Regions from separate parts of the Homo sapiens genome. Here region 2 is linked to region 1. A link is an interaction called in ENCODE POLR2A ChIA-PET data of the cell type or tissue named here. Cell type or tissue: MCF 10A. All regions are shown on one strand. Each heading gives the region's core, and the rest is flanking DNA. Links, peaks and the distances in the headings are about the cores only.

Evidence for each region. ChIA-PET counts read pairs that join two places held together with the same protein. Peaks named below come from ENCODE experiments on the same cell type or tissue, not always from the same donor. Only the 100,000 strongest peaks of a DNase experiment are listed, where the experiment ranks them.
Region 2: POLR2A ChIA-PET joins it to region 1 with 43 read pairs; 26 of 35 experiments call an interaction of 5 or more read pairs at or near these places.

What each region holds. Positions count from the first base shown.
Region 1 is chr9:32,375,380-32,382,970 of GRCh38, reverse strand. No RefSeq gene overlaps it. Among named protein-coding and RNA genes, the nearest start is that of ACO1, 5.5 kb to the left of the region's middle. In MCF 10A, for the core only: CTCF peaks have their summits at 3,519 (motif pointing left) and 4,262 (motif pointing left); DNase peaks (open chromatin) are centred at 3,510 and 4,270.
Region 2 is chr9:32,576,122-32,583,712 of GRCh38, reverse strand. No RefSeq gene overlaps it. Among named protein-coding and RNA genes, the nearest start is that of NDUFB6, 6.8 kb to the right of the region's middle. In MCF 10A, for the core only: CTCF peaks have their summits at 2,009 (motif pointing left) and 3,781 (motif pointing right); DNase peaks (open chromatin) are centred at 1,992 and 3,802.

The DNA.
Region 1 (7,591 bases), core at 1,530-6,529:
CTTCCCTCTTTTGTCCCTCTTTTTTAAGGTCTTTCCCTACACTCTCTCCTCTTGCTTTATATGTTTCTCCATTTGCTGAGTTTTTCTTCATCTATTTTCTCAGTATGCAGACTGCCTGCCACTTCTAGCTGAAGCCTGCTATGTCTCTGTCATTGGTCTTAGTTAACTTTCTGACCTTCACACTCTTGATTTGCAGCCATATGTGGCAACCCCACCTGGATATTCCAAAGGTGTCTGTATTAGACCGTTCTCACGCTGCTGTAAAGAACCCTGAGACTGGGTAATTCATAGGGAAGGAGGTTTAATTGGCTCACAGTTCTGCATGCTGGGGAGGCTTCAGGAAGCTTACAATTATGGCAGAAGGGGAAGCAGGTATGTCTTACCTGGCAGCAGGCAAGAGAGTGTCCTCTGAATGCACAGTGGTCCTCCTGAATGCTTTGAGGGGACCTTAGAATCCCTAAATTTTTCACTGAATATATGTCTTCATACCAGAGAAAATTTGAAATAAACGTTTTGTTCCTCTTTAAGAAAAAAAGAGTTAAATTCATAACAAGGAGAGGCAGGTCTTAGCCTCATCTTGGCTCCCGGTAAATATCCAACGGCTCTCCCCTGATGCCCTCTTCCCACCACACCTGCTATACGTTTAATTTTCGTGCTCTCTTAATTACTGCCTAAGGGCCTGATCCCTGAGCTGCCTTCCCAGGGAACAAGAATCCTCTGGGCAGCTGCTTACAGTTTCTCTCAGTATAGCTAATAATAAAAATCATCCCCATGATCCAATCACCTCCTTCCCTCCACAGGTGGGGATTACAAACCATATCAGTGCCTGTCATTCATCACATCTAAAATGGGAATTTAGTGTCTTCTCTAACCATCTGTCTCTCCCCTCCTATCCATTTAGTTTCTTTTTCATCCTAATCCTGCATCCCGAATTTGTATTTCATGATCTGCTGAGAAAGCTAAATGTTTAAGGGGTATATTGCCATGGCATATTACTACGCTCTCACAGGGTCCACCTAACAAATATTTCTGTCACGATATAAAAGGTTCTGCTAATGGCCCAGCTGAGGGCATATACTCTAGGGACCTTCAGAGAGGATGCCACCCAAGCATGTAACTGCTCAGGCACCCCAGCTGTGCTCTGGTGGGGGGCAGAGGCAGAAGGACCTTCATTTGAAGTAACAGTATTGTTTTAGCAGCCTTACCTGCTAGAAGGCTCTGCTGCTATAAGAAGAACCATGAAGATTCTGCCAGAGACCTGTTGAGCTCTGAGGAATGCCTCATCATATTCCACACCGATTTCAGTTACTTGTATATGCTGGACTTCCTCAGTTTATTGAAAGGTCCTAGGAACTATACCCAACTAACTTTGTATCATGCTTTACAATTTATACTGCATTTTCACATACATGTCATTTAATAGGAAGGGAGAGGTGTAAGAGAAAAAGTCAAGCATAACGCTTCTCAAACCTTGGGGTACATTGAAAACATGCGTGCCTGTGTTGTGCTCTTAGGAGGCTGAGTTTGATGTGGGTGGTCAAAAGACCATGCTTTGAGAAACACCAATGGTAGTTCTCCGAATCTGGGTGTTTCTCAGATTTACCATAGGGCACTGATAAAAATATAGCCTCCTGTATCCTCTGCCTCCTAGAATGTCTGATTCATTAGGTCAGGGTGGGGGTCTGTGTTCAGATTCTGAATACGCTACATTTTTACCACAGGTGATTCTGCTGTAGCATGTCCCCAGATTGGCACCAAAGACCTGTTACCTAGAAATATACACTCCATGAGGGCAGGGGCCCATGTCAGTTTGTTCATCATCCCTAACATGGAGTCTGGTGCATAGTAGGTGCTCAATACAAGTTTGTTGACTGACTTACTGTCAGTGTCTTTCTATTGCTTACCCTTTGCTCTCTGTTGGCCTTTGCGCTGTTCAGAGTCCTCTAGAGTGGCACGGAGGGAAGACATCTGTTTGGCAATGAATGAAGTATAAAATGGTCCTCCTGAATGCTTTGAGGGGACTTTAGAATCCCTAAATTTTTCACTGAATATATGTCTTCATACTAGAGAAAATTTGAAATAAATGTTTTGTTCCTCTTAAAATCAAAGTTATATTCATAACAAGGAGAGGCAGGTCTTAGCCTCATCTTGGTTCCCGGTAAATAGCCAACTGCTCTCCCCTGATGCCCTCTTCTCACCACACCTGCTATACGCTTAATTTGCATGCTCTCTTAATTACTGCCTAAGGGCCTGATCCCTGAACTGCCTTCCCAGGGAACAAGAATCCTCTGGGCAGCTGCTTACAGTTAAGCACCATTCCTCTCAATATAGCTAATAATAAAAATCTTCACAACCGCCTGTTGATGCTGGTAACATTGTTATTGCCATAGTTTCACAGATGAGGAAACTGAGATTCAGAGTAGTTACACAGAATGCTTCAGTCATGAAACTTAAAGGGTGATCCTGGGGTTTTAGAGAAGGCTGGCCTCACTCCATAGCTTGTGCTTTTAAGCATTATGCAACAAAATCATCAGATACCCTGAAGCTGTAAATTATTTGTTCTTTGCAGAAGAGGGACTTAAATGTTCTAGAGAAAAGATTTGTTCTATCACCATATAGGCTGGAATTCCTTATTCACGTATTTCCAGGGCTTGTTCTCCCTGATGATAGCACAGAGATCCCTGCTGCAGCCATGTAATGTAGGGACACCTGGGTAAAGAGAGTCCTCATTCTGGGGGATGGAGGTGTTGGAAATCAGGGGCAGCTTGAGTATGAATTCCAGGATTGGTACATAATTCCTAGGTGTCTAGTACCATCTTTCACATGTGTTAATTTGCTGGATACTTTTTGAGTACTTTGTGTTATATATTTTTCAGAAGGGAGAGGGAAGTACTCTGCAGGATTGGTCCTTTAAATTATTTAGGTATACACAAAATAAAACATTTTTTTCAAGAAAATAATTTGGTAATGTTGACAAATGAGAGTAAAAATAAAAATTTGTCACTAATTTGACTCATTTCTAATTCCAGTTTATGATGAGATTACTTCCACATGTCAGTTTAAGTGCTTTTTAAATTTTCTTCTTGAGACAGGATTTTTCTCTGTTGCCCAGGCTGGAGTGCAGTGGCAGGATCACGGCTCAATGCAGCCTCGACCTCCTGGGCTCAAGCAATCCTCCTACCTCAGCCTCCTGAGTAGCTGGGACCAAAGGTGTGTGCCACCACACTCAGCTAATTTTAAAATTTTTTATAGAGGTGGGATCTCCTCATGTTGCCCAGGCTGGTCTCAAACTTCTGAGCTCAAGCAATCCTCCTGCCTCGACCTCCCAAAGTGCTGGGATTACAGGTGTGAACCACTGTGCCTGGCTCTAAGTGCTTTTTAAAATGGAAAATCCTCTTTCCCTCCTCCCTTGCCCCATCCTTGGTGGGAGGAAACAGCAAACATTTCGTCTGTTCCAAGTTCATCCTTCAAAGTACCATGCAGATTAACTTAACCAGATGATGGTGAGCTACTGCCCTCTGTTGATGAGTGTGTGGTAAACACATTGTCAAACAGAAAAAGCTGAGAGGATGGTTAGCATTAAGAGAAAAAACAATTGGGCGACAGAGTGAGAACTTGTCTCAAAGAGAGACGGAGAATAAGTATTAAGAAGACATAAATGGATTAAGAAAGCTACCTTTTGTTCCTTAATTTCACATTTACTGACTGTCCTAGAAGTTAGAGAGCAGAAACTTAATCAGTCCACAAACTGGCTCTGCTAAGAGCTTGGTGTGATGAGTCCAAAAATGACTATGATTAATTCTTACTCTGAGGGACCTGAGAACTTATTGTTTTATTATTTTCCCACAGCTTTACTGATATTATTTTAATGTTTGCCCACGATAGTACAGCATTCATCTTTCACATATCAAAATCTAATGTTAATTGTTATTTTTTATCTTTTTTTCCCCAGATAATTCCAGGTTCTTACAACCTTCTAACTTCATGTACCCTCCTTTTGATTTCTATGCCATTGTTATCTTGTATTTTATAGTCACACATTGTAACTCTTGAAGGCATTATTATTTCTGTTTATAGGGTCAATATTTGTTTAGATTCAAGCATACTTTTACCATTTTTGTTGACTGCTTCTTAGTAGTTCCTCTCCTCCCTTCTCCCATACTTGGTGGGAGGAAACGACAACAGACGACACAGAAAGATACATTTGTCTGTTACAAGTCCATCCTTGAAAGTACCATGCAGGCTAACTAAACCAATGATGGTGAGCTACTGCCCTCTGTTGATGAGTATGTGGCAAACACATTGCTAGCCGTAAAAAGCTGAGAGGATGGTTAGCATTAGGAGAATCAATAATTGGGTGACAGAGAGTGAGACCTTGTCTCAAGAAAAGACAGAATAAGTATTAAGAAGAAAACATTTTCTACTGGTGATAAATATTCTCAGGCTTCATTTGTTGTGAAATGTCTTTATTTTACTGTCTTTATTTTTTATTTATTTATTTTTGAGACGAGTCTCGCTCTGTTGCCCAGGCAAAAGAGTGCAATCTGGGCTAACTGCAACCTCTGCCTCTGGGTTCAAGTGATTCTCGTGCCTCAGCCTCCCGAGTAGCTGGGACCATCGGCGCCCACCACCATGCCCAACTAATTTTTGTATTTTTAGTGGAGACGGGGTTTCACCGTGTTGGCCAGGCTGTCTCGAACTCCTGACCTCAGGTGATCCACCTGCCTCGGCCTCCCAAAGTGCTAGGGCCCTCACTCTGTCACCCAGGCTGTAAGGCAGTGGCACGAACACAGTCCATTGCCACCTTGACTTCCCAGGGTCAGGCAATCCTTCCACCTCAGCCTCCTGAATAGCTGGGACTACAGGCATGCACTACCATGCCTGAATAATTTTTAATTTTTTTTATAGAGACAGGGTCTTACTATATTGTCCAGGCTGGTCTGGAACTCCTGAGCTCAAGCGATCCTCCGGCCTCAGCCTCCTAGAGTGCTGGGATTATAGGCATGAGCCACCGTGCCCAGCCTACTGTCTTTGTTGAATAACATTTTTTCTGGATATTAAATATTGGATTGGCAGTTATTTTTTTCCAGCATTTAAAAGTATCAGTCCAGGCCAGTCACGGTGGCTCATGTGTATAATCCCAGCACTTTGGGAAGCTGAGGTGGGAAGATCACTTGAGCCCAGGAGTTCCAGGCAAGCCTGGGCAACATGGTGAGACTCTATCTCTAAAAATTTTTTTTAAAAAATTAGCCAGGCGTGGTGGGATGTGCACAGTCTCAGCTACTCAGGAGGCTGAGGTGAGAGAATCTCTTGAACCTAGAAGATCGAGGCTGCAGTGATCCCTGTTCTTGCTTGCCACTTGCACTCCGCCTGAGTGACAGAATGAGACTCTACCTGAAAAAAACAACAACAAAAAAATCAAGCCATGTCTTCTGGCTTTGCTAGCTTTTGTTGGAAAGTTCATTGTCAGTCTAAATCTTCCTGTTCTCAAAGTAATGTTTCTTTTCTCTGGCTACTTTTACAATCTTCTATTGTCTTTTGTTTTCACCAGTTTGAGTTTTCTATACTTTTATTCTTTTCTGAGATTCATAGGACTTTCTGAATCTATAGCTTAATGTATTTCAGCATTGTTGCAAAAAAATTAATTATTGTCTTTTAAATGTTGCTTCTGTCCTATTCTCTGTCTCTTTTCCTTTTGGAATTATAATTTCACATATGTTAGACTGTCTTACTATAACCTTTATGTCTCCTATGTTTTCCATTCTTTAGTCTCTGTCATTCATTCTGGGTATTTCTTGTTGACATGTCTTTTTGTTACTATAAAAGCAGTGGATTCTCCAATCTCACTTTTCCTCATCTACAAAGCAGATTCACTATGCTAAGCATTCCATCTGGGCCCCTGCCTATTTCGTCTGTGGGATTTAGTGGCAAGGGGAACTAATGCAATCTTATTTTCATGCTACTTGTTACGCATGTAGTGAAGTACTTTATCTCTGACCCAAGAGCCTCATGTCTTCTGCCAACATCCATGAAGCAATAACAGGCTAAGTTACTAGCTTGTATATAGGGTAAAATCCCAGACCCTGACAGTTTGGGTGACAAGATAGGGTGCTGGCTGAGGTGTGCCTTTCTGGAAGACCCCATGGGCTGTGTTAGTAGGACCCAGTAGCAAATGCCCTCACCAAAGTGGGGAGCAAGGGGGAAAGTACATTTCTCTCACTCTCCTGCCTGTTAATGAATGTTTACAGGCTAAGCAAGAGGCAAGGTTGAAACAATCTTCCCAAATGGTACTTTGATTGTGCTCACTCTCCTCAGGAACAGGAAGAAGGGACTTTATATGACAATTAGGCCGCAAAAGTGGGGAAGCCAAAAGTGGCTGTATCTGATTGGTCAAGGAGTCCCCCCAAAGCTTAAATAATGATGTCATCTGTAAGTAGATACAGCTTCAGGTGGACCAAAGCCAGATGTTCACTTGAATGAGCCCAACCTGCTGGTAGCTGCTTGAAATGGAAAGCTGATGCAAACTGGCTTACTGGCCTGAAACTGCTCTTTCCCTCTGCACTTCCTGACCCTTCCTTTCCCCTGTACCCCAGCCTCAACTGCTTTAAGGAAAATGCTGAGTATGCGGGGGAACTGAAAGGAGGGGAGGAACTCAAATATTTTTAGCTCTGTTGAATATAGGTGCCCAAGTCATAATCCTTCCCAGTCTCATGAATGGAGAGGGTGCTGGGCACAAGGATATCTAAAGGTACTGAGGATTGTAGGGTGCAAGGGAATTTACCCTGAGCCTGGTTGGGAGAGACAAAGGATAAGAAAAGCCATCTTCTCCCCTCATCTGCATCCCCCTTCCAGCAGCTATTGTTACAGTCCTGTTATGCCTGTTAGACTTCTTGGTCCATATTTCTATAGGGCAGTGTTTTTCAACCAGGGTCATTTTGTCCTCTCCTCCCACCCAGGGGACATGTGACAATGTCTGGAGACTTTTTTTTTTTTTTTTTTTGAGACAGAGTTTCATTCTTGTCGCCCAGGCTGGAGTGCAATGGCACGATCTTGGCACACTGCAACCTCCACCTCCTGGGTTCAAGTGATTCTCCTGCCTCAGCCTCCCAAGTAGCTGGGATTATAGGCACCAGCCACCATGCCCAGCTAATTTTTGTTATATAATTATTATTATTTTTTTAGTAGAGATGGGGTTTCTCCATGTCGGCCAGGCTGTTCTCGAACTCCTGACCTCAGGTAATCTGCCTGCCTTGGCCTCCCAAAGTGTTGGGATTACAGGCGTGAGCCACTGTGGTGGGCCTGGAGACATTTTTGATAGTCACAACTGAGCCGGGGGACGATGTGGGGGGTGTTCTACTGGCATCTAGTTGGTAAAGCAGGGATACTGCTAAGTTTCCTACAGTGCTTGGGAACCCCCAGACAAAGAATTAACCACTCCTAAATGTCAAGAATGAACCTCTGCCATGGGGGAAAATGTGCTCCAAATTCAACTGATGGGGTTTGGGCAACATTTTTTCCATGTGGGAGGAAAATTAACGTGACCTTGTAGGACCTTTAGGGCCAATCCAACGTACTGTTTGCTGTGTCTTTC
Region 2 (7,591 bases), core at 1,273-6,272, 200 kb before region 1:
AAGCATAAAACTAATAAAATTCAAGGAATAATGTTTTCATAAAACAAAAACAATGGTATGGGTTGAATAGTGGAAAGATGCATTTGGAGATTTTATGCTTCATTGTGTATTGCATTGACTTTGAACACACTGGAACATTATTTGAGTCACGGGCATTTTTCTATTTTTCCTTTTAAATAATGACAATCATTTGAACCAATTCATTGTTTTGAAGAGCTGATCTGCTTCATAGCACCCTCCAAGTTGCGATAGTAATAAAATATTAGAACAATTAAAAGTCATAATAAATGCTTTTCCATTTGGCCTATTTATTACCTCACCTACTAAAGGAAGTGTCATGTGAAGTGTGCTACGAGGTGACTGTCTTCACTACCTCCCTACATCTGAACGACTATGAAACCTTTATTCATATAAAGTGCCAGAACATTACAGGGCCTCCTCTTGGCTCCCACATAATTGTAAACACTCATACGGTTTGGGTATTTGGTTATAAGGTGGTTATCCAAGTGATCTAGAATATACTCACGCCAGAGTTTTAAAATCATCATTGAAATGAAAACACAAAGTTCAGAAACTTTTGCAGAGAACTCGAGGGCTCCTGTGTTACAAAGTTAGTGATTTTAATCAGTTGCTCTTTCCTTTGTTTTGTTTTGCTTTTGTTTCTGAGACGGAGTCTAGCTGTCGCCCAGGCTGGAGTGCAGTGGCGCGATCTCGGCTCACTGCCAGCTCCGCCTCCCGGGTTCACGCCATTCTCCTGCCTCAGCCTCCCGAGTAGCTGGGACTACAGGCGCCCACCACCACGCCCGGCTAATTTTTTTGTATTTTTAGTAGAGATGGGGTTTCACCGTGTTAGCCAGGATGGTCTCGATTTCTTAACCTCGTGATCCGCCCCCCTCGGCCTCCCAAAGTGCTGGGATTACAGGCGTGAGCCACTGCGCCGGGCCAATCAGTTGCTCTTTCTGAAGAGAGTTTCACTGGCACCGCACCACTTGCCACTGAGAGCGCTGGGGTCCAACTAGAAGTCAAATTTGAGCAAATGAATATTGTTTTAGACTACTAAATGTTTAAGACGTCAGACAAGTGATTCTGCTCTACTAATATCAGAAGGATAAGAAGACAGTGGTAGTCAAGCCCATTGTGCTCCCCAGATGGAAACTAATATTCAACTAAAGGTGCAGCTCAAAACTCCGTCTCTGGTACACTGTGTGTGACCGTCTGCCCTATAAGTAGCAAACTCCACCATGAATTGCTGATGCCATTAGTTTCTGTGTATCTCCAAAACACTGACCAGAAAATTCCACAGTAGGGATTTGTAAGAGAATGCCCTCGCTTGTGCATCTTCACAGATTTTTCTGATCAACATGAGCAAGTTTGCCTCCTTGTCCCCTTGAAAATAATAATGTCTTGTGTGGTTGGGTGAAGCTATATATATATATATTTTTTGTTTTGTTTTGTTTTGTTTTGTTTTTGCTAAAAAAAGAATCTTACAGGGAGATAAAGGGATTTCTGGAGGAATTAATTTTTTTTTCAATTATGTGGGACAAATGGTGCTTAAAATGAAGATAGGACAAAGGCTCTTAAATTTTTGACTGAACAATGGAAAGGGAACTTGGATGTGGAACTCCCATCTCCATTCCTGGTTGCAGACTCAGTCTGACGGGGAGGTCTTGCACTCAAAGCTGTCTTCTCTCCACAGCCTCTGAAATCCACGGCCTGTGTGCCCCAATTAGTACACTCTGCCAGGGGACAAATGAAGCACCCTACTGGCTTTTAAAAACATAGCTGGAGGTGTAGACCCTTATTAGACAGATCCAAAGTTTAAGACATAACCTTACTGACAGAAGACACCTCCTCATCTTATTTCCTGGCCCCATCTCTTCCCTGCCCACTGTGCTTTAGCTCCTTTGAGTTTTGTGGGCTGGTTACTGAGGCCTTAGATAAAATGCAATTTACCTGTATTTCTAATTTTTCAGCAAGTTAGAGTGCCCTCTGGTGGGAATGTCTCCAGTAGTTACCCAGGTCTTGCAGACTATCTGAATTTGTGAGTCCACATTTTCTGCTTGTGCTAAGCTGAACACGGTCTCTCACTGCTCCCTTTTTATTCAACTCAGCCTCATGAGTTTCACAGCCAGAGATAAGTGAGAAAGGATGGAAATGTGGTCATCAGTAGCCAGTGGTATATTTTTCTAAGCAATATTGATTTTATTTATGTTTATTTTCAAATGTGGTAGTGGTGGGGAGTGGGGAGGATGTAGTAATTTCCCAGAGTAAGCCAGAATGATGGTTCCAAATTCAAGAAATACTAAATGTATTTAACTCCACTCGCAAAGGAAACATTTGGGTTATCAAATGACTCATTGTGTAACTAAGTGTCCTGTTTTTAAAAGTTTTTCTCTCTCTCTTTCCTGCCCGTTCCTTGTCTTGCCTTTAACAATGAGATAATAGTCTTTGCTCTCACTCTTTCTCCCAGGCACCCCTTTGCACAGTGTTTCCCTTATCTAATTACGTGTTTGTTTAGAAGTTCCAGAGACTAAATCTTAAAGCAATTCAGTCTACTGTGGGATTCTCCCCCACCTGGAGATTACTTCAAGGCTGCAGTTAATTTGCAACCTGGCTGTCCCAGAGATGGCACTAGCCCACACACCAGATGGGGCAACAGCTCAAGATAGTCATCAGAACAAGTCACATAGGCTGACCCCTATCACCACTCCTGCATGCCCATCATACCAAACTCCCCTTTAGCCTTTACCCTTGACCTAGAAAGCTGAAACGGTTTCTTTAAGGCACTAGCTTTGGCCATTTTTCCACTGCTAGCTCTGGAATAAAGTAACTTTCCTTTAGCTGTAGTTCATCTTTGTTATTGGCTTTGCAAGTGGTGAGCAGCTGAGCCTGCACTCGGTAACAATTGGGAACCTAAATATAGTATTTCCTGTGATGTTTAAGCACTCAGGGGCTTACTCTCCCTTTAGTATCAATTGTTCAGATCTCACCATAACAAAGTTGAGAGTTCCAATGTAAGTAGTTTGCAAAATTTTAGTCCAAAATGTAATAAGACAGACTGAGGATTAGTAATAGTTTAAATACACAGTTTAGTTACTACTTCAAGGCATTTTTTTTTGGTGGGGGGTGGGGGGGCGGGTCTTAGTATGTTGCCTAGGCTGGTCTCGAACTCCTGGGCTTACAGAATCCTCCTGTCTCAGCCTCCCAAAGCAATGAGATTAGCCACTGTGCCCAGCCTCAAGGCATAATTAAAAAATTTTTTTATTTAGAATATTTTTAAATATTTACAAAATAGTATATGAGAGACTATAATAAGCCCCCATTTAGCTATCAGATAGCTTCAACAGTTGCCAACTTATTACTAGTCTTATTTCTCTATGCCTTCTTCCTCCTTTCTCAATTATTCAGAAGTAAACTTCAGACCTCTTACCCTTTCATCTATAAATATTTCAGAAGAGATCTCTAAGAGATTAGAACTTCCTTTCAAAAATATAACCACAAATCATCATACACAAAAAAATTAATGACAATTCCCTAATATATCGAGGTAATGTTTAAATTTCCCTCTGTCTCTTTTAATCTATGGATTCTCCTCTCTCTCCTTTCTTTTTACTCAATATATTTTATAAGAAACCGAATCACTTATATGCAGTTCCTACAATCTAGATTTATCTCAATGTATCATTTTGGTGTTGTATAAGGAGCTCCTCTGTTATTAAATAACTAGTTAGATCTAGAAACTTGATCAGATTCAGGTTCAATGTTTGGCAAGGCAACTTCACAGGCAATGAGGCAGCTTTCCACCAGGAGGCGCAGTTGGTCCCTTTTTGAGATGTTTGCAGCTATTGACGGATAAACCACTGCATTGATTTATTAATAAACTTTAACAGTTGCAAAATGGTGATATTCTAACTGTGCCATCCCCTTTTCTTTCATTAGCTTTTTAATGATTCTTTGAAGAAATTTCCCCTCATGAATCATTTTATTACTTTAAGATGCAATTTGTATAGAGAGCCTAGAAAAATGCTTGATTTTTTTTCCTTGCCAGTTTTCAAAACGAGTTAGTTCTTCTGAAGAATAGAGAGGAAAAACAAATTCAGTTTCTCACACTATAGTCTCACAACCCACTTCTGACACCAGAAGCAGGGGTGTTCTCCTCCCCTCCCCGTCCCCTGACCAGCCGACCTCAAGCAAGCAATCAATTCTGCAGGAGACACTAGCTGGGTGTCCTCTAATTCAATTCAGTTCTGACACTAACTACCTGGAGACAGTGTTGCAGGACAGAGAAATATGTTACAGGAAAGAGGTCCCAATCCAGACCCGAGAGAGGGTTCTTGGATCTCGTGCAAGAAAGAATTCAGGGCAAGTTCGCAGTGCAAAGTGAAAGGAAGTTTATTAAGAAAGTAAAGGAATAAAAGAATGGCTATTCCATAGTCAGAGCAACCCTGAGGGCTGCTGGTTGCCCATTTTTAATGGCTATTTCTTGATGATATGCTAAACAAGGGGTGGATTATTCATGCCTCCCCTTTGTAGACCATATAGGGTAACTTCCTGACGTTGCTATGGCATTTGTCAACCGTCATGGTGCTGGTGGGAGTGTCCAGTAAGGATGACCAGAGGTCAGTCTTGTCGCTATTTTGGTTTTGGTGGATTTTGGCCCACTCCTTTACTGCAACCTGTTTTATCACCAAGGTCTTTATGACCTGTATTTTGTGCTGATCTTCCATTTCATCCTGTGACTTAGAATGCCTTAACCATCTGGGAATGCAGCCCAGTGGGTTTCAGCCTCATTTTACCCAGCTATTTGAGATGGAGTTGCTCTGATTCACACACCTTTGACAATAGCATCAGAACCCACAGGTTGAGGGCTCAGCCCCACAAGAGTTCTTCCCACTTCAGATCTGAAGTAACAAGTTCTCACCCATATTTCTGTCCAATCGGCTATAAATTGGGTTTCTATGACCGCCCTGCTCTGGCTTTATTAATTTGTTCGGACAATTCACAGAACTCAGGAAAACACGTTTTCTGGCTTATTATTGTAAAAGATATTACAAAGGCTACAGAAGAACAGTCAGATGGAACAGGTGCACACAGCAAGGTATGTGGGAAGGGGTGTGGAGTTTCCATGCCGTCTCTGCCACCCTCCAGGAACCTCCATATGTTCAGCTATCCAGTCTTTTTGGATTTTTATGGAAGCTTCATTACACAGGCATGACTGATTAAATTATTGGCCATTGGTAATGAACTCAACCTTCAGGCCCTCTCTCCTCACCAAAAGTTGAGGTGTTGGGGCTGGAAGCCCCAACCCTGTAATTATGCCTTATTGTTTCCAGTGACCAATTCTTATCCTGAGGCTATCCAGGGAAAGCCAGTCATGAATCATTAGCATACAAAAAGACACATCACTTTGGAGATTCCAAGGATTTTAGAAGCTATGTGCCAGGAAATGGGAAGAAGACCAAATATCTGTTTTACAACATCACAGTTCCCTAACATCATCCAAAGGTGACAAGTGAGGTTTTAAAAAATCATTATGAATTCATGTATGTGAATATATTTGATATTTTTCAATCCACTGAAGTTATTATACTTGTCGATGCTCAAATTTTCCCATCTTTAACCAGTGGGAACCTATTTAAGTTGGCTCCCAAATCCTTTTGACATAACCCTACTGGCCTTTAAAACTTCCCTGCTTTCCGACATGATAAGATGTTCCAGGCTTTCTTTACGTTTCCTAATCCGACCCAGGCCTGGGGTTAGCCATTTTTCCAAGGCAGAGGTTCTCAAAGTTTGGCCCAGGTCCTCTTAAGAGTCCCTGTGATCCTTTTATGGGGTCCGTGATGTCAAGATTATTTTCATAGTAAGAGTTATCACTCAGTATCCATGTCCCCAAGGATACTGAGGGTCCCAGGACCCCTCTCAGATACCCAAATCCACAGATGCTCATCTCCCTTGATAAAAGAAAAACTGTAGACAAATTAAATTTAACAAAGTTTAATTGATCAAGGAAAAAGCAATTCGCAAATTGGGCCCTCAGAATCACAGCAAATTCAGAGAGTTATTTCTGCACAGTTGGAGAGATTTTAAGAATAGAAAAAGGAAACTGAAATACAAAAAAAAAAAAAAACACAACAGAAGTGAGGTACAGAAACAGCCAGATTGGTTACAGCTTGGCGTTTGCCTTATTTAGACCTGGTTTGGACAGTTGGCCACCTGTGAGTGGCTGAAGTATGGCTGCAGTGATTGACTGAGATGCAGCTATTGTTACAGAAGTATGTCTCCATTAGATTTTTCAGTTTGCTTATCTATTAAGTTAGGTTGCAATTCCTAAGTAAGAACTCCAGTATGCAAGTATGGAGACTTTCTCGGGCCAGATTTTAGTTTGGTTTAGCACCCTCATATAAAATGGGGTAGTATTTGCATATAACCTATGCACATCCTCACATATACTTTAAATCATCTCTAGGTTATGTAACTGAGTATCCCCATTTTTCTAAGAAAAAGAGAATGAGTTATTTTTTTTATTAGTTTTCTTCTTTTCTCTTCTGTTTCTTGCTATTCTCCACTTCCTACTAGCCCGTTTGAAATGCAATTATAACCTTTACCTCCCCTTCACCAGACACTCCCTACAGGGCAAGTTCATCTAACTTTGTACTCAGAAGCTCCAGAACAAACTCTCACCCACCAGGAGATTGCCTCAAGAGGTAACAGTCGATTTACAACCCAAAGTATACATGATGAGAAACTCTTTCCCACCGGGAAAGTTTTTGGCCATTTTAATAACTTATTTCTGCCCATGAAGATGCCAACTTGACTGCCTAGTAGATAAGGTGCCAAGCTAGCATGTGGACTTCCTACCCACTTGCTGTCTCCCCTGCCTTTCGAAAGTACCCACTTTCTGCTCCAAAAGTGGAGCAGTACCTTTGAGGCTGGAAGCCCATACTTCTTCCCCTAAGCTAGCTTTGGAATACAAAGTCACTTTCTTTATACCAGACCTCGCTCTTGTTAACTGGACTCTGCAAGTGTTGAGTGACTAAACCTGTGTTTCAGTTACAATTACTTATAATACCTAATACAATGTCAATACTCTGTCAATAGTTGTTAGGCTGTATTGTTTAAAATTCATATTACTTTTTATTGTTTTTTTTCCTGAATAGTTTCTATCTGTGGTTGGCTGAATATGTAATTGTGGAACCCACAGATACAGATGACTGACTGTTTGCCCTTTTTATTTTACCCTTATAAAGTCTCATTCTCTCACAAATATACATGGGGATTTTCAGAGGCTATACGATGTGTTACATTATGATTGAATGCAGAAGCAGTTATAACAATTCTGCTGTCATTTATGAAGCAAGACATTAAAGACATTTACAAAAATGTAAAACAATGGCACTCTTCTCACTAATTTTTTAATGAGTACATTGTTACTTTAAAATGTTTAATTTCTAATGCAGTAAACATCAATAGATTAACCCACATAAACAAAAGCTCTTTGGGATCTCCAACAATTTTTAAGAATTTGAAGAAGTCTTGGAAGCAAAACTTTTGAGAACTGCTGCTTCAAGCAGTCCTAGTTCCTTTCAGTGGA